Regions from separate parts of the Homo sapiens genome. Here regions 2 and 3 are each linked to region 1. A link is a loop called in an ENCODE intact Hi-C map of the cell type or tissue named here. Cell type or tissue: heart right ventricle. All regions are shown on one strand. Each heading gives the region's core, and the rest is flanking DNA. Links, peaks and the distances in the headings are about the cores only.

Evidence for each region. Peaks named below come from ENCODE experiments on the same cell type or tissue, not always from the same donor. Only the 100,000 strongest peaks of a DNase experiment are listed, where the experiment ranks them.
Region 2: a loop joins it to region 1, with 3 times the contacts of the local background. A loop is called at or near these places in 6 of 110 quality-filtered maps.
Region 3: it touches region 1 in a loop (5-fold over the local background); 32 of 110 quality-filtered maps call a loop at or near these places.

Annotation. Positions count from the first base shown.
Region 1 is chr7:111,949,932-111,958,389 of GRCh38, reverse strand. All of the region lies in intron 8 of DOCK4 (dedicator of cytokinesis 4), which reads left to right. It also overlaps the pseudogene RNA5SP237. Among named protein-coding and RNA genes, the nearest start is that of DOCK4-AS1, 150 kb to the right of the region's middle. RefSeq lists an enhancer at 5,777-6,315. In heart right ventricle, for the core only: a CTCF peak has its summit at 4,576 (motif pointing left); a DNase peak (open chromatin) is centred at 4,561; H3K27ac peaks cover 1,713 bases.
Region 2 is chr7:112,491,519-112,499,976 of GRCh38, reverse strand. No RefSeq gene overlaps it. Among named protein-coding and RNA genes, the nearest start is that of LSMEM1, 15 kb to the right of the region's middle. RefSeq lists a silencer at 3,052-3,265. In heart right ventricle, for the core only: a CTCF peak has its summit at 3,931 (motif pointing right); a DNase peak (open chromatin) is centred at 3,946.
Region 3 is chr7:112,407,073-112,415,530 of GRCh38, reverse strand. No RefSeq gene overlaps it. Among named protein-coding and RNA genes, the nearest start is that of IFRD1, 39 kb to the left of the region's middle. RefSeq lists an enhancer at 1-401. In heart right ventricle, for the core only: a CTCF peak has its summit at 4,149; no DNase peak of the experiment used is centred there.

The sequences.
Region 1 (8,458 bases), core at 3,393-5,892:
GGTCACACTTAGCAACCCACCTCACAAGGACTTCTTTGGTATTCAACGCCATTTGTGTTGTAAGATGGTTCAACATTAACAAAGGAATTGTTAATGATGAGTTCTTCTTAGTTCCTTTTCCAAAGATAAGACTTTGCCCACTCATCATCTAGATGTTTTCAGCACCTTGTAGTGCGCCTGACACAGGGTTGGGATTGATGCAGTTAGAGGAAGCTTACAAGTCTTAGATTGTTGTTGAGGCAAAGCATTAAGAGATCATGCTATTATTATCTTAATTTTTGCTATCATCTTTCCACTGCAGTGGGGATGTGCTTATTAAGAAGAGAGAGTACTCAAAGTGTTGAGTGCATCAAAAATGTTTATAGAGTTGTTTCATGTTACACTGTGCTAATAAGAACTGTGCTCTCAGCCCTGTCTCTGGGGAAACATCATTTGCAAACACTGTCATGCTAAAAAAAGTACATAAAAATTGTCAGATAAATGTGTAGCATCTTTCCCTAAGTATTTCCATGTAGAGATTTTTGGACTACAAATTAAATAGAGACTGCATCTTCTTTTTATTTCAGTTGAGCTTTATGAAGTTCACACTGTTCTTGTGGAATTGCTGATGTTCATTCGTTCATTCATTTATTTATTCAGCAAACAATTCTTACTGTCCTTCTCAGGGCCATACACTCATTTGGACACTGGGAACACATCATTGAATAAAACAGGAACAAAAAATTCCTGCCTTCATGCCATTTATTAATATGTTGTAAGACGATTCGAGATTAACAAAGCAATTATCATTGATGCAGTCCTTGTTAGTTCCTTTTCCAAAGATAAAACTTTGCTAGTAGACACAGCTTGTAGTCTACTGATGTTCAAAATACTCAAGCAAGTATTTTTTCCAGGTTGTTTAGTTATATAGTATACCTCTAAGGATTTTACTTGAAATGAACTTTGGGATTTCTAAAGTCTTCTGAACTTGGAGTCATGGCTATCTTTCTTAAATCAACAGTCAGTCAGAATCATTTCCTTAATTCACCAGTTTCTTTATCATCCTTTTGTATGGTGCCCAATATGCAATTTTTATTTTACAAAAGTATTTCACATTTCTTAACAATAAATCAAAATCATTTCCTTATTTCACCAGTTTCTGTATCAGCCCTTTGTATGGTATCCAATATGCGATTTTTATTTCACATGTCTAAAGCAATGGTTCCTAACTTTTTCAGTACCAAAGATTTCTTTTTAGAAGTATATAAACTATAGACTTCAACAGAAAATAATATACCTGTTCTCATAAGCATTAACATTTTCCTATCAGTTAAGCTTTGTAGCTCCCAGGTTAAAAAAGCACCTGATCTTCAAAAAATACAGTTGAATGAGTCATCTAATTAATAAATAGTATTTAATGATGCTTTAGATCATTTTCATTTTTAAAAGTTATAATGAATATAAAGAATCTATCAGTAAGATGTTGTGTCCATCAGTAAAAGCTATTGGAATGGAAATTTGATTTTGGCTTGTAAAGCAAAATGTATCTGAAACAGATCTCAGTCAATTTAGTTTATTTTGCCAAGGTTAAGGGCATGCACCTAGGAGACAGGTCTGTGCCTTTCTCTGAAGATGAGAATATTGAGACTTCATATTTAAAGGGAAAAGGCAGGCTGGAGGGGAAAGAAGAAGGTGGTCACATTACTGAATCCACATGTTGCAAGAGAAAAGAAATAGATAGGGGAATAGTCAATTATGTATTCATCTCACGCTCAGTAAATGAACACTTTACAGACAATAAGGTGAACATAGAGTAACTACCTGTGGAGATATTTAACCTCTTATCTGTAGCTCTCTGCTTAGGAGCAAAAGGAAAGGCAGCTTCTTGCGTGACTCAGCTTTCAGCTTAATCTTCTTCCCTTTGGCAGAGTGAATTGGGGGTCCCAAGTTTTTATTTTCCTTTCACAGACATAATTTCATGAAAAAAAGAAAATCTCTCTAAGATAGTAAATGCATGAACGATTTATTATACTTACTGTTTTTGCAGGGCTTGAATGACATGGATTTTTATACTTATTCTGTGTTTATTTATGGCTTTTCTGCCTTTTTAAGAAACTGCATGCTTCAACTCAGAGTACTTATAAAGAGCTCAGGTTTACTTTACTTTAACTTTCCTTATTATAGACATTCCTAATGAAAAGATGTTAGAAAGGTCAGAATAATTTCTGAATATAGATCAGAGTGATTCTTTTCTCACGAAATGTCAAAGATACAGTGTTTACAATGATCAAATGATATAAATTCCCAGAATGATAAGCAGAACGCATTCTGCCTACATAGAGGCTTTCTCATTTCATGGTCCCTGTTTGTGTTGACCAGATCCTCTCTGTGCCTACTTTTGGTTACTTCTCTAAGGAACTCATTTTTTAGTGAAATTCTTAATGAGTTCTCCAGAGAGAGACTCAAGCAAGTATTTTTCTCAGTTTAGTTATACAGCAGGCCTTTTTCTAAGGATTTTACTTGAAACGAACTTCAAGATTTCTAAGGTCTCAAGTCTTCTGAACTTAAAGTCACAGCTGTTTTTCTTAAATCAACAGTCAGTCAAAATCATTTCTTTAATTCACCAATTGCTTAATCTGGTAACAGCACAGAAGATGTGAAACAGCAGCTGATCTGAACATTATTTATAATTTTAAAGAGTATTATATTCCTTTTTTATTGAATTTTACCTTCCTAAAAACTCTTTCCTAAAATTTTACCTTTCCTAAAAACAGAGATATTTGTTTCAGATATCTTTATTTTTCTGCAAAGACAAATAGCGTGACGGAGAATATTGTACACAATAATCATCCTGACTAGTAAGAAAGAATTGGCTTGTTATTCAAAATTGGCAATGGAATTGGCTATAGTTTAAAAATATGTCTCCTGTTGTGTCATTCAACTAAACCCAAATTCTTTATGTGCCAACAAAGCCATCACATCATTTGGCTGCATAGTCCTCAACACTCAATTATTTGTAAGGTGAATATGGGCTTGAGCATTAATATTTTTAAAAGAAAACATCATCTATCTCCTCTTTAAGTAAACTCTGGAAACAGTTGTATCAGAGATCTTCCTCTTTCCATTTCCCTTTAATCAGAAGAGCTCATGACTCTAACTTTGCTTTAGTTTTAAAATTAGAAAGCACATTAATAATCTTATCTAGGAAGACTTGCTTGAGAAGTTGCTTTCATTTATTGCCAAGGAAAAACTCTGTCATTTGTGTTCTCATGTGGTTGGGAGGAAGAGGGGAAAAGTCTTCGACCCTAAGATACCAGGCGTACATTGCCTGTTTTCTGGTATACATGACTATCATAAAACAGTCAGCAATTCTGATTAATTAAGACTAGGGCTTTTGGGTAAAAACAGTGGTCCTTTAACATGGCTGGGCTTTAAACAAACAGGAAGCTTTTAGGTCCATCCTGACCCAGTCAATCAGGATCTCCAGGGTGGGGCCTGGGCTTTATACAGCTCACCAGGAGAATATTGTACACAATCAGGTTGGTGCGAGGCTCTTTGTATCGGTTCGAACCCTGAGAGCACGCCAACAAACAACACAAGGCAGTGTGGAGCAGTACCCTGTTTTAATGAGCGCCTGGGTGCAGACAGGCCGAGGCCTAAAATGGCATCAGCCCCATGTGAGGACGGGGCAGGGGTTTTATAGCCCTCTGTAAACAGGAAGTGTCCCAGTCTGACATGACAGCTACGTAGTACCCGGACAGTCTCCCTCTCCATCTTCAGGGGGTATGTGTCTTCCGGCCACCTCTCTTCCTGCTTCTGCTATCTTGCTGACGCACGCTGCTGGGTCTTGCGCCTTGGGACTGGGCCTGAGGAGGGAGGAGTTATTCATTCCCTTAAGCTTTCAGGCCCTGGGGAGAATCTTTCAGTTGGGAACCACTGAATTAGAAGGCCCTTGGGTCTCTTCTGTTTACCACTGATCATTCCCTGTACATAGGGCATCTATTCGAATGTCCTTCATCTCTGCCATCATAAGCACCAAAGCCCCGTAGTCCAGCGGCCACTGCAGAACTGCCAGCACACCTTCCAGCTGCTTCCCAAAGTATCTTGCCTGGACAGAGGTAGCACTGGTTTCTTGGGGGCATAAATAGAGCAATTTATAGTGCGGCCTGAGCTTTTCTGAATTGTCCTTTGTTATTCTAGGCGAGACCACAGTAACAGCTCTCTTCACAGTTTTGGGAAGGAAAATAATTTTTTCTTTAACACTCATACATTCTTAGTTGGAATGGTCCTCTTTATCAAAAGACAAATTAAAAAGAGAAAAACAGAAGTTTACTAACATGTATATTTCATACATAAATGAGATATATTAATACATAGGGAATGAGAAATTCTCAAAGAGGTGGCTTTGAATTCCAGCTTATATAGTGTCTTCAAGAAAGAACAGTACATTTTGGAGAAATGACAAGACCAAACAGGACTTGAAGTCTCTAGGGAGGCAACTTCTAGGAAGGCAAATAACTGGCAGACAAAGGCTAGTTGATAAAGAGTGTTGGTAGGGATACCTCTGGTGCCATCTCCAGGCCTGTAACGTTTAAAATTGTCATCTGTGGTTAACCTTTGTTCTCCCTGGTAGAAGAAGGGGCAGGCCCATGACCATGCCACCCTGAATGTGCCTGATCTTGTTTGATCTCAGAAACTAAGCAAGGCCAGGCCTGTTAGTACTTACATGGTCTAAGAGAGGCAAGATTCTTTTTGTTTTTGTAAATCTATGCATTGCCTTTAGGCAATTAGAGGGAAGGCAGAGAGCTTTACAGCACCTACTTCTTAATTGCCTTTAGCTCAACAATTCTTATGCCAAAGAAGTATATTTTGGGGTGCCGTATTCTGGTCTCCCACAGCAGATTATTGGACATATCTTACACTGTTAGGCAATCAGAAAACATTTGACAGAATGCAGGAGAAGCAGTGAAATAGAAACAATTCAGATCACCTTACGTTTGTATTCTATTGCCTTTTAGGGAGAGGCTCTAGGGTCAGCACTGCACCCTGGAACCATCCTCTTAGCTCTTCTCATTATTCCTTCGTCCATCTTACCACCCCTTAGCTTCTGGTGTGTCTCCCTTCACACCTACTCAGTGTAGAATGGGTATTAATTGTTATCCTCACACTCTTCAAACAGCGTAGTTAATTTTTTTTTTTTTTAAGACAAGGTCTCATTCTGTTATCCCAGATATCAGCTCATTGCAACCTCTGCCTCCTGGGCTCAAGTGATCCTCCCACCTGTGTCTCCTGAGTACTTGGGATCACAGGCATGCACCACCCCACCGGGCTAATTTTTTAAATTTTTTGTAGAGACAAGGTTTCACCCTGTTGCCCAGGCTGATCTTGAACTCCGAGGCTCAAGTGATCTGCCTGTTTCTGCCTCCCAAAGTGCTGGGATTTCAGGCGTGAGTCACTGTGCCCAGATTAGCATAGTTCAATTTAAGACAAATGACTGCTTTTTCAGATATGCTACATGGGATTTTTGTTTTTGTTTTTGTTTTTGTAAAATTGGTTTGAGTATAAAAAAAATGACAGTTGTTTTTCCAATTAGTTTAATAGAACATGACCGTCTAAATGTGTTCTCTGTTGTTATTGTTCTTCTTGGAGACCATAAATCTATTTCAATGATATTTAACTGTTGAAAATTATTTTACAAGCGTTCTTTGTAATTTTTTGTGGATTGATTAGCTTGCTAATCTTTCTCACAACATGTTTCAACCGAAGATATTACCCAGTCATATATTTTTGGATAAAAGTACATGTTGTGTAACTTTCATGCTCATTGAATCACTAGACAGTTTTACTTCTTATGTGAGGTGAACTATAAAAGTGATAAATATAAATCCATGCAGAAAGATAGAACAATTTTTATGTGAAATATAAAAATATATTTCATGTAAAATGTCAAAATTTTTGATATTGGCCTTCCCAACTGAAGGGTTACTTCTACTGAGTGGTTTACAAGGAGGCACAGAGGACAGAAGCATCCTACTGAGAAACAGAAGAGAAGCCATCAGGACCTTCAGATCCCTACTGTGCCTCCTATATTATTTGCATGACCAGGAAGAACATTTCTACCACACTATGCTGTGAAACACACTTGTCATCATTAGAGGTCTTTTTGAGTACATCAGAATATCAGTAGTTCAACTGAGCAGTTGGTCACAGGTGTAATTTCCATAAACACAGATATGTTGTGGCTTTTTGTTTTTTTCATTTGGCTTCATGCAGTTTTGTTTGTTTATTCATTTATTTGGTTGATTTTTTTTTTTTTTCGCAGACAGGGACTTTGCTATCTTGCCCAGACTGAACTTGACCTCTAGGCTCAAGTAATCCTCCTGCCTCAACCTCCTGAGTAGCTGGGACAACAGGAGTGTGACACTGTGCTTGGCCATTTGTAATTATTATGTTTTAATTTTATTAAGAATATTCACACAAAAACTCTTGGTTTGTGTGACATAGTTAGTTTTGCTCTTCTTTGTCCATTTCTTTCTTTTTTTTGAGACAAGGTCTTACCCCTGGAGTACACCCCACTGGAGTACAGTGGTGCGATCATGGCTCACTGCAGCCTTGACCTCCCAGGCTCAAGCAGTCTTCCCACCTCAGCCTTCTGTGTAGCTGGGACTACTCAGCTACTGAGTGCCTGGGATTATAGGAATGTGCCACCATGCTTGGCTAATTTTTTTCTTTCTTTCTTTCTTCTTCTTTTTTTTTTTTTTTTGGTAGCGATGGGGTTTCCAATATGTTGACCCAAGTTGGTTTTGAACTCTTGGGCTCAAGTGATCCTCCCACTTCAGCCTCCCAAAGTGCTGAGATTACCAGTAGTGAGCTACCATACCATGCCTTCTTTGGTGCTCTGAGGTGCCCTGTTCTTTCAAAGAGAGGGTTGCATTTTGGTTAAAAGGTGAGACTCTCAAATCAGACTCTGGAATTTAATATCCTGGCCCCATCCTTGACTGACCACACAACTTTGGCCAACTTATCTAATATCTCCTAGCTTCTGCTTTCTCACTGGGATGACAAATGGGCACAACAGTGGTTTCCACCTCCTACTGTGGTGAGGAGAATTAAATGAGAAGAGCTATGTAAGGCATAAGTCATAGGGTCTGGCACAGGGTACACATTTGCCTTTATGATTTTTTCCAGGAATGCTTATTTATGTTCTTATTTCATTATCCTGATTTCATCAAATCATTGTTGGAAGAAGAAAGGTTATAAATAATAAATAATTGTGGTTTGTTTTTCTTTATTTCCAAAGAAATAGTCATTTTTGATTTATAGTATCATGATTTATAATGACTCATACATGGAATTCAGGTGGACACTAAATTTCTCCTGCGGAGAGATTGCCTCTGGAAGAACATGGCAGTATATGGGGAAGTCAAATAATGAGTTTTCTCTGCTGTTAATAATACCAACTCTCATTTCTCAGTGTTTCTAGAAATGTTCTATTTGCTTATTCATTCTGTAAGAAGAGGAAGACAGTATTCTCATTTGAAAACATATCAGTATAGTTTTTTATTACTGTATGTTGAATATAATAAAGATATAAAATGTTCATGAGGACAGCATTAAATGGAATAATCTGGAATCTGGGGTGCCACGAAGTTAATATGAGAATCTCGAGTCAGGTCGTGAGGCATCATGGATTGAAATATCTTTTTGCAGAGTTTCATACATTTCCCTACCATAAAGTAAAGGACATAATGGGAAAGTTTGGAGAGAATTAAAACTTTCCAGTTATTTGAGTGTTATTCTATTTTGTCCTAAAAGATTGTATTTGGTTAGTCTTATCAAACATCTAAGAATACCAAATCATTCACTAGGAGTTGAAGATACAAAAAGGTTAATACTCATGGGCCTGTATTCTAGTTGCTCACCATGTAATAGGAAAGAAACATATAAACTTCTCTTCCACTTAGGAAAAAAGTCTAAATGATGTATGTAATGGAGGTATGCATATCTTGGAAGGACATTTTTTAAGTTTACAAAAACTAATTTTGTCATCTGATCATACTTACCACAGAGTTGCGATAGAACAGACTTAGAATAGACTGTCAAAAACATATTTCTGTGTGGCCACAAAAGTTTGCACAAAATATTTGGAGAATTTCAGAAGATGTGCCAGAATGCAATATTATTGGCCAGGCACGGTGGCTTATGCCTGTAATCCCAGCATTTTGGGAGGGTGAGGCAGGCAGATCACCTGAGGTCAGGAGTTGGAGACCAGCCTGGCCAACATGGTGAAACCCTGTCACTACAAAAAATCTAAAAATTAGCTGAGTGGGGTGGCATGCGTCTGTAGTCCCAGCTACTCTGGAGGCTGAGGCAGGAGAATCACTTGAACCTGGGAGGCGGAGGTTGCAGTGAGCTGAGATCGCGCTGCTGTACTCCAGCCTGGGTGATAGAACGAGACTCCGTCTCAAAAGAAAGAAAG
Region 2 (8,458 bases), core at 2,979-5,478, 540 kb before region 1:
CTTTTCTTAGGTCAAAAATTAAGACCAAAGAATAAGTTGGTATGGAGCCAAAGAAAATAAATAGTCAAAAATCAATCAAGATTCAACTAAAGGTGAGTGCTAAAATAATTGGAAGTAAAACTACACCTAGGAAGCTGATACAAAATGGATGTAGGAAAAGCTTGAAAAAGGAAATGCCAAGTATACTGGGTCAGAAGCCAACCATGAGAAAAGAGTGGGTCTAATTTAGAGCATAACAGTTGCTGGGGGGTTAGCGAACCATCCAGTTATAAGCTGGGTCTCCTAAGATCAAGGCAGCCTAAGCTCTGCCTTCACATCCATGGCTCCTAGATCACCACACTCCATTTTAAACACTTTATTTGCTGAGGAAAAAATGAAAATTGGAAGGCATCCAGAGAAAACTAAAATGACCGTAGAAGGACAGTTTAAAAAAAATGTAAATGAATTAAAGATGGAAAATCTGTTTAAAGGACAACAAATGCAAAGAAGAAAGAATGTAGGAATGAAAGAATGTAGTGCACATTCAAATTTCTAACAAAAAGGATGAGAGCAGGCAGACAAAAAAACTAAACCCGGAGTGGTGGCACAGCCCAGTGGCGCAATGGCTCACACCTGTAATCCCAGCACTTTAGGACGCTGAGGCGGGAGGATCACTTGAGCCCCGGAGTTTGAGACCAGCCTGGGCAACAAAGCAAGACCCCATTCCTACAAAAAAACTTTTAAAAAATTATTCAGGAATGGTGTCACACACCTGTAGTCTCAGCTACTTGGGAGGTTGAGGCAGAAGGATTACTTGAGCCCAGGAGGTCAAGGTTTCAGTGAGCTATGATAGCACCATTTCACTCCAGCCTGGGTGACAGGTCAAGACCCCGTCTCAAAAAAAAACAACAACAAAAAAAGAATTAAACCTGGAGAAACCATAATGCAAAGACGTTCAGGGTCTTGGGCAAAACAAACCAAAAGACCAAGACGGTGTAAATCACAGGGAACATAGCAGAGCTTTATGAAGAAGAGAGGACTTACTGGCTGGGTATTTCTTTTTCTAAACTTCGTAAGTCAGGAATTGAGCTGAACACTGCAGAAAATGTCAGGAACACACAGACTTTCTTGTCTGTCAAATCTCTAAACTAGAGCAGTTTCTTCGGTTGTCAGCCTGTGCAGTTGCAGAGGACACTGTGCTTGGTTTAATATTCTGCTATTGCCATCTTGAAATTATTAAGAATTTATAAACACGGGGCCTGCACTGCATTTTCATTTTGCACTGGGCTCCACAAATCACATAGCTGATCCTGCACTAAATTCAGACTGTAAAGAATTCCACCACAGGCCAGGCGCAGTGGCTCATGCCTGTAATCCCAGCACTTTGGGAGGCCAAGACAGGCAGATCACTTGACGTTAGGAGTTCAAGACCAGCCTGGCCAACATGGTGAAACCCTGTCTCTACTAAAAATACAAAAAAATTAGCCAGGCGTGGTGGCAGGTGCCTATAATCCCAGCTACTGGGGAGGCTGAGGCAGGAGAATAGCTTAAACCCAGTAGACAGAGGTTCCAGTGAGCCGAGATCGCACCACTGCGATCTCCATCTCAAAAAAAAAAAAAAAAAAAAAAAAAAGAATTGCACCACTACCAGCAAAATGTCTCTTTTGTCCTACATCTGAAAACAAAACAAAACAAACAAAAACCAGACAAATTTGAGTAGAGAGTAAAGCAAGAACAAGGACAATCTATTCACCTCCTTTTCCTGCAAGACCCCCTTTCTGTCTCACCTGCTGACTGAGCTCCCCCTCATCATCCTTCCCCAGGACAGCAGCTGCAAAGTCAAGGAGAGTGGACCTTGACTGGACGAGCTGCATCATCAGAGTCCACTAAGCAATGGATTCCTCCACAAAGGTCACTATAAGTTAAGAAAAGCTTTCCCTGGTCAACTGACATCTCTAATCTTTCCAGGTTAAATCATTCTTCTTCATGAAGAATCCACAATCCACCTTTGAGGAGTAAACAGATGCATTTGCAAATAAGAGAAAGCCTAGGAAAATTAGAGGTTTCTTATCCCCAAGCAATTTTAATAAGGAGGAAACTGTAGGAAATACATATGTATATAAATACATTCCTAAAAGCTACTGTTTCTTTACTCATTTATTCAAAAAGCCTTCTGTCTGCCAGACACTGCTAGGCACTAAGGTTTCAAGGATGAAAAAGAGAGACATGGTCTCTACCCTCGTGGTGGTTACAGCCCAGTGGAATGCTGACTGTGAACCAGGAGTTATGCTAAGTGTTTCACAAACACGTGATCTCCTTTCAACCACTATAGGGTCAATGTTATCACCCTCATTTTCAGAGAGGAAGGAACTGAGAAAGAGGTTAAGTTTCCTTCCCAGGCCACACAGCTTTTAAGAATCAGAACTGAGATTCTAATCCAGTTCACCTGACTCCAAAGTCCATCTGGTGCCTGAAAATATTAGGGTAGGACTCCTTGAGGAAGCAAAACCAAAAACATTTTAGAGGGTCTGTTTGAGAAGACTGGATACATGCAGGAGGGATGTTGAAATGAAGGGATTAGAAAGAATATCCCAAAGAGAAGGGACTCTCTGAACAAAGACATCGTGGAAATAGCATGCTATAAAGAACCTACAAAGCAGGATTTGGGAACTATTAAAGATTTTTTACTAGGGAGGGTATAGATTTACATTTTTAAGAAGGTTATTCTAATGGCCTTGTGGAATGAGGACTCGAAAGAGACAAACCCAGAGTCTACGAGACCGGTGGGAAGTCTGTTGTGATCATGTGGACAAAACACAATTATGGGCTTAAGTAGAGCACAGACAGTAGGGATAGGGAGGAAGGGATGGATTTGAGAAATGTTTTAGCAGTTGGAAAGGGACAAATTGACTAGATAGAACATGGTCCCGGGTTAGGAATAGGAGACTGAATTAAGGACAGAGGTTAGTTCTTAAAACAAGCAGTTTACCTCGATGTGAGTCTTGAGGAAAAGCTAAAAGTTAGGGTGAGGTTGTAGGCAGTTCTGTAGAGACATCCAGAGAAACTCTCTGGATGGCTCTGTTATTCTCTCTAAAGGTAGGGTGACCAACTGTCCCAGTTTGCATGGGGCTGAGGGCTTTCCTGGGATAGCAGTTAGCTTATTGTCTGCTCAAGGAGATATCTGCCCTCCCCTGAACCATTCCAGCTCTTATTTTCTGGGCCATAAATTTGGGCACTTAACCATGTCTTCTTTCTTATTTTGCCATTGTGTGGTAACCTTGCTTCCCCACTTAGAGATAAGGTCCATGAGGGATGCACGTCTACATGATGAAAGCGTCTGGAGCTTAATAAATTCCTAGTGCTTCACGAGAAGATTCTTCCCAGAAGAGGCCTGAAGATAAGGTTACCTTGTGCAGACCTTCCTAAAAGTGGGATTGGAGAGCTCCCTTCTGAGGAAAATTCCTCAAATCCAAAAGAACCATCAGCCCCTCTCTAGAGCCAGCAGAAGGTCTTGTCTGGACCTCAGACTCTGCTTTCCCCCTTCTTTCTGCAAATAAAAAGATTAGCCACTCTCATAAATCCAGTGCTTACCAAGTGCTAGGCATCATTTTGTTCGATCATCACAGCAACTCTGTGAGATAAGTGTTATTCCCATTTTATCGAGGAGCTGACCAAGGCCCAGGAAAGGTAAATAACTTAGCCAAGCTCACACAACTTGTGAGCAGCAGAGCCAGATTCAAAGACAGGTCCTTCAATTCCAAAGTCCACAGTTTTCACCACTGTCTACACAGCCCTCTTAGCCTACTCATGGCCATTTCCTCCAGTTGCAGCTCCCAGTTGTTCTAGGTCTGATGCCACCATTTGCTCTCCCTCCAGTATCCCACACATACTCTATCCTCTCACTTTCCTTCTTTCTTTCAAATGGACCTCCTTCGCTTGAAGTACCCAACTGCCACCAGGTGTCCCTCCTCTCCTATTAGTGAACACCACTTTGCTGTAATTGCAAATCAGAGGCAATGCAGACAGCCTGGAAACTCTTCCAAGCTTAATTCAATTAAACAAATTCACGTTATTGAGCAATGTACTAACACGCTGGGGATGCCCAGACCAGAATCAAACAAAGGGAACAACACAAATACACGATTACAAGGCAAAATCTAAGAGGTTCAAATGAAGTTCTAGGCTCAAAAGAAGAGTGAATTGCATCAAGTTGGTGGGAAAACATTTATAAAATATTCCTTTGTGATTTTTACCAAGTAATATGGAAAGAACCTGGGTTTTCTAGCATCTCTACTGAAAGTTTTCTTTAAAAGGTCCCAGACTGAATGTCAAAGGCTGCCTCATGTCTTTCGTCAGTGTTTTTCTGAGTCTATAAAAAACTGTTTTTGAGCCTCTACATAAGTTTACAGTAATTCAGAAGCTGACCCTGACTTATGAATATTAAAGAAGTTTGCTAGGTTTGAGAAGGGGACACAGAGTAGAGTTCTAATTTAGTCTGATTCTGGCGATATTGAAAATCACTTTAGGGAATGACAAATTAGACATTTTTAGCATTGGAGAAGCCTTAATTGAATTATTAACTGGTTTTCAATTGTTTGGTCTGCTCCATTTGTTCATTAAACAATAAATGCTCTGTGGCAGCAGCACTGCACATTCAGAAGGAATGTTCCTAATGAAATAAGCCTGTTACAACTCATTACTTTGGGAATTCATGCATGAAAAATGAATCAAGTTTCAAAATTTAAAAGGGAATAGATGAGGCCAAGAAATGAAGAAGAATTAGGATCATGACTCTCTAAATTCAGGACTGCATTTCTCACAGATCATTTGTTCTTTAGCCACTTGGGAAGACATGAAATATCTCATGCCTGCCTCCATCTAAGAAGACTTCAAACACTGCCTGCCGCCTTGCAGGTGGGCTCTATATTTCATGCCATGGCTGCTGTCTCTGTTCTTATCCACCTTCACATCCTGCTCCCCACATTGCTGGCCAAAAAGCAAATGTCTACAGAAGAATTCCCAGCCATGTTAATGTTAATACTAATCTTGAAGGGGGAAAAAAAAGAGAAAATGAAGAAATGAAACAGAAGTAAATGCTTCCTTGAATTTCTTTCTGACCGATTATGTGACTTCTTTTGATTTCCCTTAAGTGGTGAGGGAAATTCAAGGGTAACACAAGTTTTGTCCAAATTGACTCATTTGCAAAGACAGAAAACTCAGCTAAATTTAAGACAAATTTTATTCTTTGCCGTTTTAGGAGTTGCACTATACTACATAACAGCCTATCTCTGCTCACTTTAACACTTGGTTTTGCTCCTCAGCTCCTGAGGAATAAATCAATCACTTGTCTCAGTTCATGGTGCATGACTGTCATTGGTTCCAATTGATTATTGAATATTTTAATATTGGTTGATTACATTTTTAATCCCACTAAATCTGAAGAGTAGAGTTGTTTCTAAGTCACTTATACGGCTAGATCAAATAAGGGACATCTGACCATCCCCAGAAGGGAATGTCAATCTTCTCCTATCACAGGGTCTAGAAAACGTCTTCAGAAGAAGACTCAAGACAGGAAGTTCCCACTCAAAATGATGGGACTTGGTGGATCCTGATGTAATTGATGTGGGTGGGATCAGGCAGGGGTGAGTCTAATGTGAGTCTAATGAGTCTAATTAGACTCATTAGGGGTGAGTCTAGGTGAGTCTAATGCCTAAGGGTCTCTCCCTTAGGCAGAGACCCGAGCAGCACTACTTTTCTCAACCAGATCTTCTCAGGCTCTCTTGGGGCAGTACGTAGAGCAAGCCCCTTGCCTGGGATCTCCTCGGGTCCCTCACCCTTCGGAGTTCCCAGGTGCTTGCTCAAACCTGCTATCAAAATAGCCCTCAACAGCCCCATAAACTGGAGCCTAAGCTCCGTGCAGTTGAGGAGGTCAAGACAAGTGGGACCGGAGGTACAGGAATGGGATGGAAATAAAGAGAAAATAAAAATGAGTGAAGGAGGAAGTGACAGGGATATGTTCTTCTGAACATATTTGGGGGTTCTTTGACAAGAGATTACTAGTGTTGCCTAAACATTCAAAATAATATCTACAGAATGGCCACCCTCTTTAATATACAATTTAAGTTCATTTAATTTTTTAGTGACCTGTAAACAACACAGAGACTGAAGGGCTTTGTGTCAACTCCCTTATTCTTACCAGCAGCAACACCCTCCCATGATACAGAAGAAAATGCTGAAAGTCAGGGGAATTAAGGAACATGATCAAGGCCACACTGTTACTCGTGCATAGAACCAGAATCAGAACCCAAGTTTATTCTGAATCCGTTATCTGTCCAGCCACCCAAACCGAGCACCAGAATCATCACAGCAGCACTTCATAACAGGAATTCCTAGTCCCACCCCATGCCTGCTAAGTCAGAATAGCCAAGGCCACAGTCCAAGAATCAGGGTCTTTCCAGCCTCTCAAGTGATACTCGGATGGGCACACTGAGGAACTGCTATTTCTGATTCATGATTACAGATCACTACTGGTTGCCTGTACATGGCTTATTTGCATGACCAGATCAGAAGCCTCTTTGAAGGGACCATGATTTCCCTGCCTCTGACACCCTTTGTAGTGTCCAGCACAGCATGGCACCACTGCTGGGCACAGTGTATATGCCTAGTACCCATTTATCAAATGGAATTTTCTTCTGTGTTGTTTTTTCATGTGCTTTTTAAAAAATCATTTTCATCCTCATAAAAAGTAGAATTACATTTCTGTAATGTTTTCCCTATGTAAAAAAAAAAAATTACTGATAAGTCATCTTCACCAAATAAGTGGCTGCACGGATTCCAGTAAGAACATTTTTATGTTTCCTTAAAAGAAAATACACTGCCTGACCACAGTTCTAAGGCTCTCTCTTCTTTTCACAGCTTCTTGGGGCCAAACTCATTCACAGAGGGGATAGATTACCAGTCTTTTCTGATGATCGATCTCTTTTGCTTATCCTTCTCTCCTGAATATAAATAGGGTCATTATGTTAAGCTGGAATAAAATTATTTTTATGCCCTGACTCAAGGAGAACTTGTTTCCATTAATTTTTTTTCTAAGCAATAAAAATTTGTTACAACATGATGGTTTGCACAATATACTCCAAGATACCTCAGTTAGTCCAAATGACATGCGCACCAAGATTCTCCCCTTTTCCCCAGGCTATTGTTACCCAGAACAAAACAGTTGTTTTGTGTTATTTTCATATCTCCTTGTTGCTTTGTTCTTGCTTTGGGGATTGGTGCCCATTGACAGAGTCCTGGCCAGATGACCCTGGTCTATTCCTGAGTGATAAGTTCCCTGTACCCCTTAGGTTGCAGCTCAGTGGCCTTACTAGAAGCCAGGGCCTCCTAGTTCCAGGTAGCTCCAAGATCCAACAGCCTCCAGGTGTCACAGCAGTGCACGGTATGCAGAGCTGGGCCAGGCCCACCTATAGGTGGTTACCAACACAGAACAATTTTGTGGGGCTATAAGAAAATTCTTCCAGGGTCCTCATGGCAGAATACAAAGTACATGACATTGCACCTGGAGTCAGAAGATATGTGTGATCCTCCCATAATGGCTGGCAACATCAGGAAGGGTGTGGAGATAAAGTCTGTTACTAGAACAATCATCTCTCTCTCAGCCTCTTGTGAACACAGCCAAAGTCCAAAGAATGGTGCAAAACTCTCTTTTATTTTCCTATCAGGACATGTCTTGGTTCGGCTGTCCCTTCTATTCCTTTTGCTTCTCCTGGGCCTTACCTTAGTGTCCCACTCCCTCCTCCCAGTGCACCCTGTGGGTCAAGCCCTTAGCCCAGGGCAGACAGACAGGTTCCTGGCTCCATCGCAGGTAGGTAAATGTGGATCCTTATGTTCTTCAGACTAGATCATTTGGAAAACAACAAACCCTCCTGCTTATACTGATCGCCTGTTATACCGTAACTTAACGAGTTATTTTGCTAAAAGACTCTCACCCCATCATCCTTGCTCAGAAGAGATCAGGGTGGCTATCATCTTAAACCATGCCACAAAAAATGTTTTGTCCTTAGTCTCACCAATAGAGGTTTAAATGTAGCCGGTTATTTCCACTATGCCACACCTACTACTTTTAACAATAATATCATTATAATAACAACTAACATTTATTGAGTTAGTCCTTTATATTTTTAAGTCCTTTATATTTATAACCTTTTTTAAGCCTCATAATAATACTATGAAATCAATTTTCTAATTATTCGATTTTACTGAAAACAAAAAATTAAGTTAATTTCCCCAAAGTCACAATAAGTGGTGGCACCAGGATTCAAACCAGGATGTTGGATCCCCTAGTCCATGTTCTCAACCACTGTATTTGACTACCATAGGATTATCTGTAGCCAGCCAATACTTTTTAAACACGTCCAATGGAAGTTGTTAATTTGTGAATCGAATACCCAATACCAGGGGTTGTTGTGACTGAAGTCTT
Region 3 (8,458 bases), core at 3,193-5,692, 460 kb before region 1:
GAGGGCTCTTTGGGATCCAGTTGATGGGGTTGAATGAAAGCCTAGAGAGATGACAGTCACACTGGGGAAACAAGACAAACAACAAGCAACTAATAAGCAAGACAGATTGTTACATCTTATGTTTACTCACTGGCATGATAATTTACTTAATTATGTAGCAGAGACAATTCAGGAATGCTATAAGATATAATAAGTTGCTAATCATAGGATGCAAGGGGTAAATACAAAAGATGCTTGAGAACAGACAGATGTTATAAACTAGAGTCACCAGGTCATGGATATCTTGATGAGAAGCAGGGGATCTAAAGCTAGATTTTTATCTCTGGCATAAAAGTTGTTGAGGAGGCATTTGCCAAATGGACCCAAAAACGAGCAGGATGGAGGATGTATATCTGTGACCCACGGGGTGTGTCTGATTGGCATGTTCTAAGAAAGATCTCAATTTAGCCAGCAGAGGGCAAGAGAACACAGAAACCATTCCAAGATTTATGACCTGAAGATTGTTTGGAATAGAAGGATTGTGTAGGTGTCTAAGCAAAAACAAATCACAAAAACAGTTACGAATCTGGCTCTTTTGAAACAATATATTTTAAAACTACATATCTAAAGAAGAGATTGACTACTGTTGGCACTGCAATAAATTCATGCCTTTTTATAAAAAGTCAGAATTTATTTAAACAGTGCATGCCTTTATAGATCCATAAGTGCTTGACAAAATATGGGAACCTCTTTGGAATATTTAACCTAGTATTTTAAGAAACATTTTTATTTGAAGATCCCAGATAAACTGAAACATTTATAAACACACATAGCAGTGATTTATTTTCTAAACCTCAGAAATAGGCTTTTTAAAAGAATGAGAGTCTATCATAAAGGTAGCATGTTATGACATTTGTTAAATAGATGAATTATTCAAAACAAACATATATGTAGTCTATCAAGTAAGAAAGAGTGAAAGAAGCACCTGCCCTTTCCCATAGATATAGGGCAAATGCAGGGTTAGACGTCAGCAAAACCCAGAGGCCAGTGGCCATGTGTCTGCTCCCTCCGATGTCCATCAGCTCCTCCTTTTATGCCGTGCCCCACACCCCCACCTCCATTGCTAAAAGCATGCCAACTATTCAAATAAACTTTCAAGCCCACAGACTCCAGACCCAGGTAGAGAAATGGCAGCAGGCTTCCATCGGGCATTCTAAATGTGCTGTTCACACACTTAATCTGGGTTGACAACAAGATTAAAAAAATCCCCTGGACTGGAAGCCTGGAAACCTGGATTATGGACATTATCCAGTAAACTATTGAAACTTTCTGGTCCACAGTTTTTGGCTTTTCTTTTAAATCTACAAAATAAAGGTGTGAGGTTGGATGATCTCAAAGATTTCTACAAACTCATAGGTCCTAAAATTCTATTTATTTTATCCCCAGTTTGCAGTTAGTTCTCCATCTCAGCTAACATGGGAGCTGATAAGAGTGTAGGATGCTGGTCTCCATTCAAGAAAACACATAATTTAAGAAAGAAATCTTGAACACTCTAGGAATAAGCTTCACAAATAGAATTTCAGACTGAAAGCGGATAATAAATTTATTTTATTTATTTTATACGCTAGATGAGAATGGTGATACCCTTCAAACCACACATTTAAAGCCCAACTTCAATTGTGAATACAGGCTGCTTTTACACACCCCCAGGCTTTACTGAACTATACTCCTTAGGGCTCTTAGGGCACTGTGCAATCGAAGTGGCAATCAAGAAGGCAGCAATTAATAGAAGGTAGGATGGCCAAATTCTAATACTCCTCCAGGCAGCAGCATGGAGAAGCATTACCTCCTACTCAGACTTTCGACCATCTGTAGCAGCTGGAACGCATTCAGCTCTAACTAACAGAACATTCAAGTGCAGAGGCTTAAACCTTAAGAAACAAGAAGTTCAGAGCTAGGCTCTTCCAGGTATGGTCAGCTCTCAGGGGTCTCATCCACAGAATTAACACCTCATGGTTACAAGATGCCTGCAGCCTCACAAAACAGCTCCATAAAGCAGGAAGGGATGAGAGTGGGCAAATGTAACTTTCTTCTCATGCAGCTCTTGCTTTATCAGGAGGAAAGTCTTTCCTCCGGCACACTTGCTCTTATATTTCATGAGCCAGAACTAGGTCACAGGCCTTCTCCATGGCAAGGGAACAAGACTTCTTTTCCTGTCTTAAATCGGTCCTGGGTTCATACCCTAAGGCTGCAAAAGTATATTTATTATTGCTACTATTGGGCCCATTGCTGCAGAACAAAGAATCCTGCTTCCAAAAGTGAAATGGGGGAAGGATGCTTATTCAGTGGCCAATTAATCATTTCTTCCAAATGATTTCACAAAAGCCTAAGGACAGTGTTTCTCTGCTAGATTACAATAATGGCCAGATTTAAGCCCAACTGTGGCACTGAGAGATTGGAAATAAGAAACAGCTATTGGTGGAGTAGATGATCAATGCTATTTTTGTCTCATTGAATTGAAGTCAACTAACCTGAGGTAGCTGGCATTCTTTGCACACCAGGTTTCATAGATTTCTCCAGTGCTTTTTCTGATCTTTTATGAGATAAGAATCCATAGGCTGCTAATTGATTCATTACCAACTCACTGCTGTGATTACAGAAGAGCCTAATGATTTTCAGTGAACAAGATCCAGAGAATAAGACTCAATGTGAAATAGTTGAGTTGTGGGGAGCCATAGATTATAATCCAGGACACATGATTTTCAATACTAAAATTAGGAAATCAAGCAAGCCCATTTCTAAGACCCTTTCTTCAGTACTTTTCTATACTCTAGGAATCTTTGGAACTGAGAGAAAATTAGCATTTAAGAGTAATTTATAATGACTTTAGTAGAGAATGGAGGTAATAAGGCGAAGGTCAAGGACACGAGTCTAGTTTAGAACAAATTTTGTTAAAATCAGACATCCATCACAGTCCCATCTAACCAGCAGTGGCATACTCTTGATCATGTGAAATCTGAGAAAAAAAGTAAAACTATATCAGCAAAACTGCTCCCAAATGGAGGGGAAAAAGCCAATTCAAATGTATATACCAATGATAATATCTAAAGACCATATTGTCAGTATATATCTAAATAAATTAAATGAATTGATGCCTTTTTAATGTTTAAGTGTTTTCTCTCCTATTTTGCACGTTTCCCTGATTTGATGAAGTCCTAGAAGATTAAAGTGCATGTTAATGCCACATCCCAAAAGAACCTCTGGCATTCAAACTTTCAAGTGCAGACAATCTAGTCACACAGAACCGTTGTTTGTCTCATTCTGTGTTCTAATGAAGAGCAAACACTGGCTTGTGAAACTCTTTTTCATTATCGGAAACCAGATAAGCCAATGGGGGAAACACACCATTGTGCTTTCCTTTTTATATCCATGCCATTGCAATATACACCCAAACTCCAAGTTGGGGCATTTGTCTATGATTGCCTGGATTTTTCTACTTGAACAAATCCAAGTTGGTTTTTGAATGTGTGAGCAACAGCAACTTGCTTTTCCTGTTGTTTTCCTTTTCCTCACTTCACTTCTTCTTCACTTCACTTAAACACCTTTGTCTTAGTCAATTGGGGCTACTATAACAATATACCATAGACTGGGTGACTTAAACAACAAACATTTATTTCTCACAGTTCTGGAAGCTGGGAAGTCCAAGGTCAAGGTGCCAGCTGCTTGGGTTCTGGTGAGGGCCCTCTTTTGGGCTTACAGATGGCTGCCTTCTTGCGGCATCCTCATAGTGAAGAGAGAGAGAAGTCCGTGGTCTCTTCTTCCTCTTATAAGGGCACTAATCCCATTCATGAGGCTTCACCCTCATTACTTCCCAAGGGCCCCACCCACTAATACCATCACATTTAGGGGTTAGGGCTTCACGATATGAATTTTGCAGGAGACATAAACTTTCAGTCTACAGCACCCACCAGAGGAGTTTTAACATATTTAAGTTCTACTTTTCCCCTCTATTGCTTAATTTATTGTATTTCTCTTTTCTTTCTGTTGAAAGAAGAATCTGTGTTGAGCAGGCTGCCAGATTATTCCAGAGAATTGATTGAAGATATTTCCTCGGGAAGACTTTCTTGGCAGATAGACAAAATGCATCCTGTATGTTTCTGCAGCAGCCCATAGAGTGCAGCACCGCACTACTCGCTCCCTCCCAGGACGAAACTCTATGAGTTGTCAAATTAATTTCTTCTTTCTAAAATGCATAACACAGTCCTTTCTGGGCTTCTATCTGTTCAAGAATTTAGAACCAGAACTTTAGACAAAGGGATTTTAATTGCATGCTGATAAAATGTCAAAACTATTGTGCATAAAGTAACTGTGCTTTTTTATTTTTTTGTACAATGCCTCAAGGATTATGAGAGAGATTTGCCCCTGTGAGTGAAATCCATTTTGTAACTCATCAGAAAATCTTTAACCTATGAGCTAATTCTTATAATCTCCTCTATAAGCCATTACACTGTGTCTTTCCACCTTCTAGATCGCACAGTTATACAATAAGTTAAAATGAGTGGTCTGCAAATTTGGTTAACCCATTGCTAACTTCAAGTAGTGATTTTTATCTCCCTCTGAAAATCTGAATGATGAATAAGGACTGTTGCTTGTTTGGAGAAGTTGCTTATTTCACAGGACACAGCTGTTACGCCTCATGTTAAACTGTGAAGAGCTGCATCAGAAGGTCACCTTCCCGAACTGTCCTTCCTACTTTAAAAAGAAAATACCCAGAGAAGACAACAAGGATGTGGCTTGACTTTCAAGGCCATCCAGTGAGATAAAAGAGTTTCTCCAGGTGATGGTGGGAGTTTTCAACCAAGGCATAGGTGTTACCATTGGTACCCAGAATAGTTGGGGGGGTTGGGGGGCAACGCTGCTGGGTTTACAGAACAATTGCTAAGGCACCAGCAGGATACCTAGAAATACACACTCATCTTCCCAAAGACAAGTTTTTATTTCTATCACAGACACAATCTCTGAGGCAGCGATTAGTGAGAAGTAAAATTCAAAAAAACTAAGGCATTTTTCATTGTCTTTAGTATTTAAGAAAAAGGGTCCCCAAATATTTCCATTTGAGATGACAAAGTGCTCTTCAGTCATTTAGCTTACTCTTCAGTTCAGATGACTTATCATCTTGATTTCAGAGAGTTCATATATGTCTGTTTTAAAAAACTGGTTCAAAAAGTCTGAAGTTACGAAACTAAACCAAATATGCATTACTCTCATGTCAAATTACAAGCTCTTAGCTGCTGGGATTTTTTCACATGCAGCCTGGAGCCCTTGAAAACCTCTGTTTTCTGTTAGACTCTCCAGGGTACACAGAAGTTGCCTCATTATTTTAGTTAATGGTGACTGCAAATAAGCCCCCCAAGTCATTTAACTATGTGCTTACCACTGCTTTAAAAGAACCCCAAGTTAGGTCCTCATGTAGGTAAAGGAGCTCCCTTCACATATATGTGTTCCTAAACTTGTCAAAGATTGTAGCAAAGCAATTTAAAGCTAAGATAAGGGTAACTCTCAATACAAGATTATTTTGAAAATGCTTAAACAAGCATTTTTATTGAAGTCTAGCATACATACAGAAAAGTATAAAAATATTAAGAGTATAGTTCAGTGAAGAAATACTATGAAGGAAATGGATCAAGGAAGACTTTACTGAAGGAGGTGTCAGGCTACAATGAAATGTTTTAGGGGGAAAAGGAGGCTGGTGAAGGGACTGCCATGAGACCAAAGTAAGAAACTTGACACATGTCCCCCAGAGTTTGAAGAACACAGAGATTGTTACCTGATTCTCGCCCAAAAGGGTGTGAACCGAGGGACTGTATGGAGCTGCCAGAGCAAGAACAGAGAACTATGGCTGAGCCAGCAGCATTCCTCCCAATGGTGGACAAGGGTGTTTGCTTTCCATGGACCAAATTGACATCACAGAGGGCCATCAGACCAGAACCATCTTCAGAGGACCCTGCTCAAGAGGATGCCGGCAGGGACGAGGAGACCCCAGGTGAGGACTTTGGAATAGGACCAGAGGGGAAGTCATAAGAAATCAGACACAAGGACAGTACCTGGGTCAGAAAATAGTGTAATAAGAAGATCTTTGGTGGGTGGTGGCAGGGGGAGGGCTGTCCTCAGAAGTGCCCCAGGAGAGAAAAGAAAGCCTGGCATTTGGACATTCCCTATAACAAGTGCATTTCTTTTTTGTTTGTTTGTTTTTAGAGACAGGGTCTTGCTCAGTCACCCAGACTGGAGTGCAGTGGCACAATCATGGCTCACTGTAACCTCAAACTCCTGGGCTCAAGTGATCTCCCACCTCAGCCTCCAGAGTAGCTAGGACTACAGGCATACACTACCACGCTTGGCTAATTTTTTTTTTTTTTTTTTTTTTTTTTTTTGTAGCAATGAGGTCTTTCTATGTTGCCCAGGCTGGTCTCAAATTCCCGGCCCCAAGTGATCCTCCCACTGTGGCCTCCCAAAGTGCTGAGATTACAGGTGTGAGCCAGCATGCCCAGCCCACAAAGGGCATTTGATTTCTGAGAGACAACTATAAACAGCAAGAGCTAAATTAAAAGGCAGGAGCTTCTTGTCCTGCCATCCTCTTCCACATTCAAATCCTAGAGGAGACAGAGGCAGGGAGTGAGGAAGGGAAAAGATAGACCCCTATGTCCCTCCCCATTGCTGCTCTGGGCAACTGCAGGTCAGACCCACAAAGGGTAGGGGTGGGGAAGTTTTCAGCTGAACTAGACTTTTTAATACCTGAAAACAAGACTGTTCTAATAACTGAAAGAGACCAGAAACAGAGGGCATGTGCCCAAGATGTCCACAGGGCAAGAAAAGAAAATCCAACACAGTCTGTTTGAGGGCAGCTCATTCCATAATGTTAGTTTGAACATCCACAGGCAATCATTGAAAAAAGCCTATTGGCCATCACAAAGTTGATCTGCTACCTGGGAATGTTTGGATTCTTAGGCAGGATTTGGGGTGAAATGGAGAAGCTTTTAATTAAAGTCAAAAGATAAGAGCAGTGTGACATCAAGTTCTTCCTGCAACTTCAAAGCAGGAAAGCTTAAACTGACAGCTTGGACATCTTAACCATCCTAAGAGTAGCCAAAAGTATTTATTAAGTATAGTCTAGGTTCTCTCTAGGAGCTTAAGTAGGAATCATCTGCTTCACAGGTTATCCCTTACCTACCTGGCCCTGTCTCACCACACCATATTTCACTCCAGGGGCCTCACTTTCAGAGGCATGTAGCCTAAGAGTAATATAAAACTTGTAAACAGAAGGAGATTCAAAGCCCTGAGAAACGAGCCAGTGGAAGGAACCTGGGATGTTGAGGTCCATTTTGTGAGCTGTGCCCCTGTCTCAAGAAAGCAGTCGTTGTGTGCCTTCAGGTGGCACGCCCAGGTACAGTGTGAATTTTGGCAAGCAGGTGTGTGTTTTGTCTTTGGAGCCTTTGTATGGAAATGACTGCTAGCTGTCTTTTAGGAGATGTTACCCTAAGGCTTAACAGGCTGTGATTCCAGCCTGGGAGCTCCTTTGAAATGTCCAGGTCAACAAGTACATGATTCCTCAGACATTAAATTAGAACTCAAAGGTGAGATAAGAAGCAGGCAAGAAATAGAATTGCATGTCCTAGGGCCTTGTTCTCCTAGGTCTGCCTTTCAAGGAAGAAAAATGTTCAGAATTGGCATATGGGAGTGAAAGGGAGGGATTGTGGCTTCCAATACATAGTAAGGTTGGTCAGAGCCAGAGGAGTGAATCTTGGTAAATCTAAACAGATCAAATAGAGTTCAACTTAATCATTTCAAGATTTTTTTTTTAAGGTCCTGAATTCCCATATTTCAGTTGACATCACCCTTGGAATTCTACAAAAATATGGGGGTTTCTGGTCCCAGGGCTTCTTCGCCTTTGCAGGGAGAATGGTCAACAGTACCAAAGCAAGGCCACTGGAGTCCCAGACAGAACCATTAGCTTTTTCTCATTAGCCATTCAGCCATCTTCAGGATGTCACAATTGAGACCTGTGGGGCACAATTATGAAATGTAGGAAAATAAGACCAAAAACTCTTGGGCAATGTTTTTGTCAAGTAACATCTTAAATCTCACATTCATCTAAGAACTTTGCCTCCCACTTCTTGTTCTTATTTTTCATAGCATCTGTAACATTTCAAGAATAGGCATGAAAAATAAACTCCTTTTATGCCCTTTAGAAGAATCATTTCAAAACCTGCTTGGTAGATATACAGCAGTGATTTAAAATGGAATATCCACCCTAACTAGTATTCTGTCTTTTGGTGCAGGGGTGATCCACCACCATTATTAGAGGATTTTTGAGCTGATTTACTTTTCACCAGTAGTGGTGATATGTTTAGACTCATCCACTCAAGACTCCCATAGTAAGTGCATTTCGCAAGGCAGCCTGCTAAGCTTAGAAATATAATCA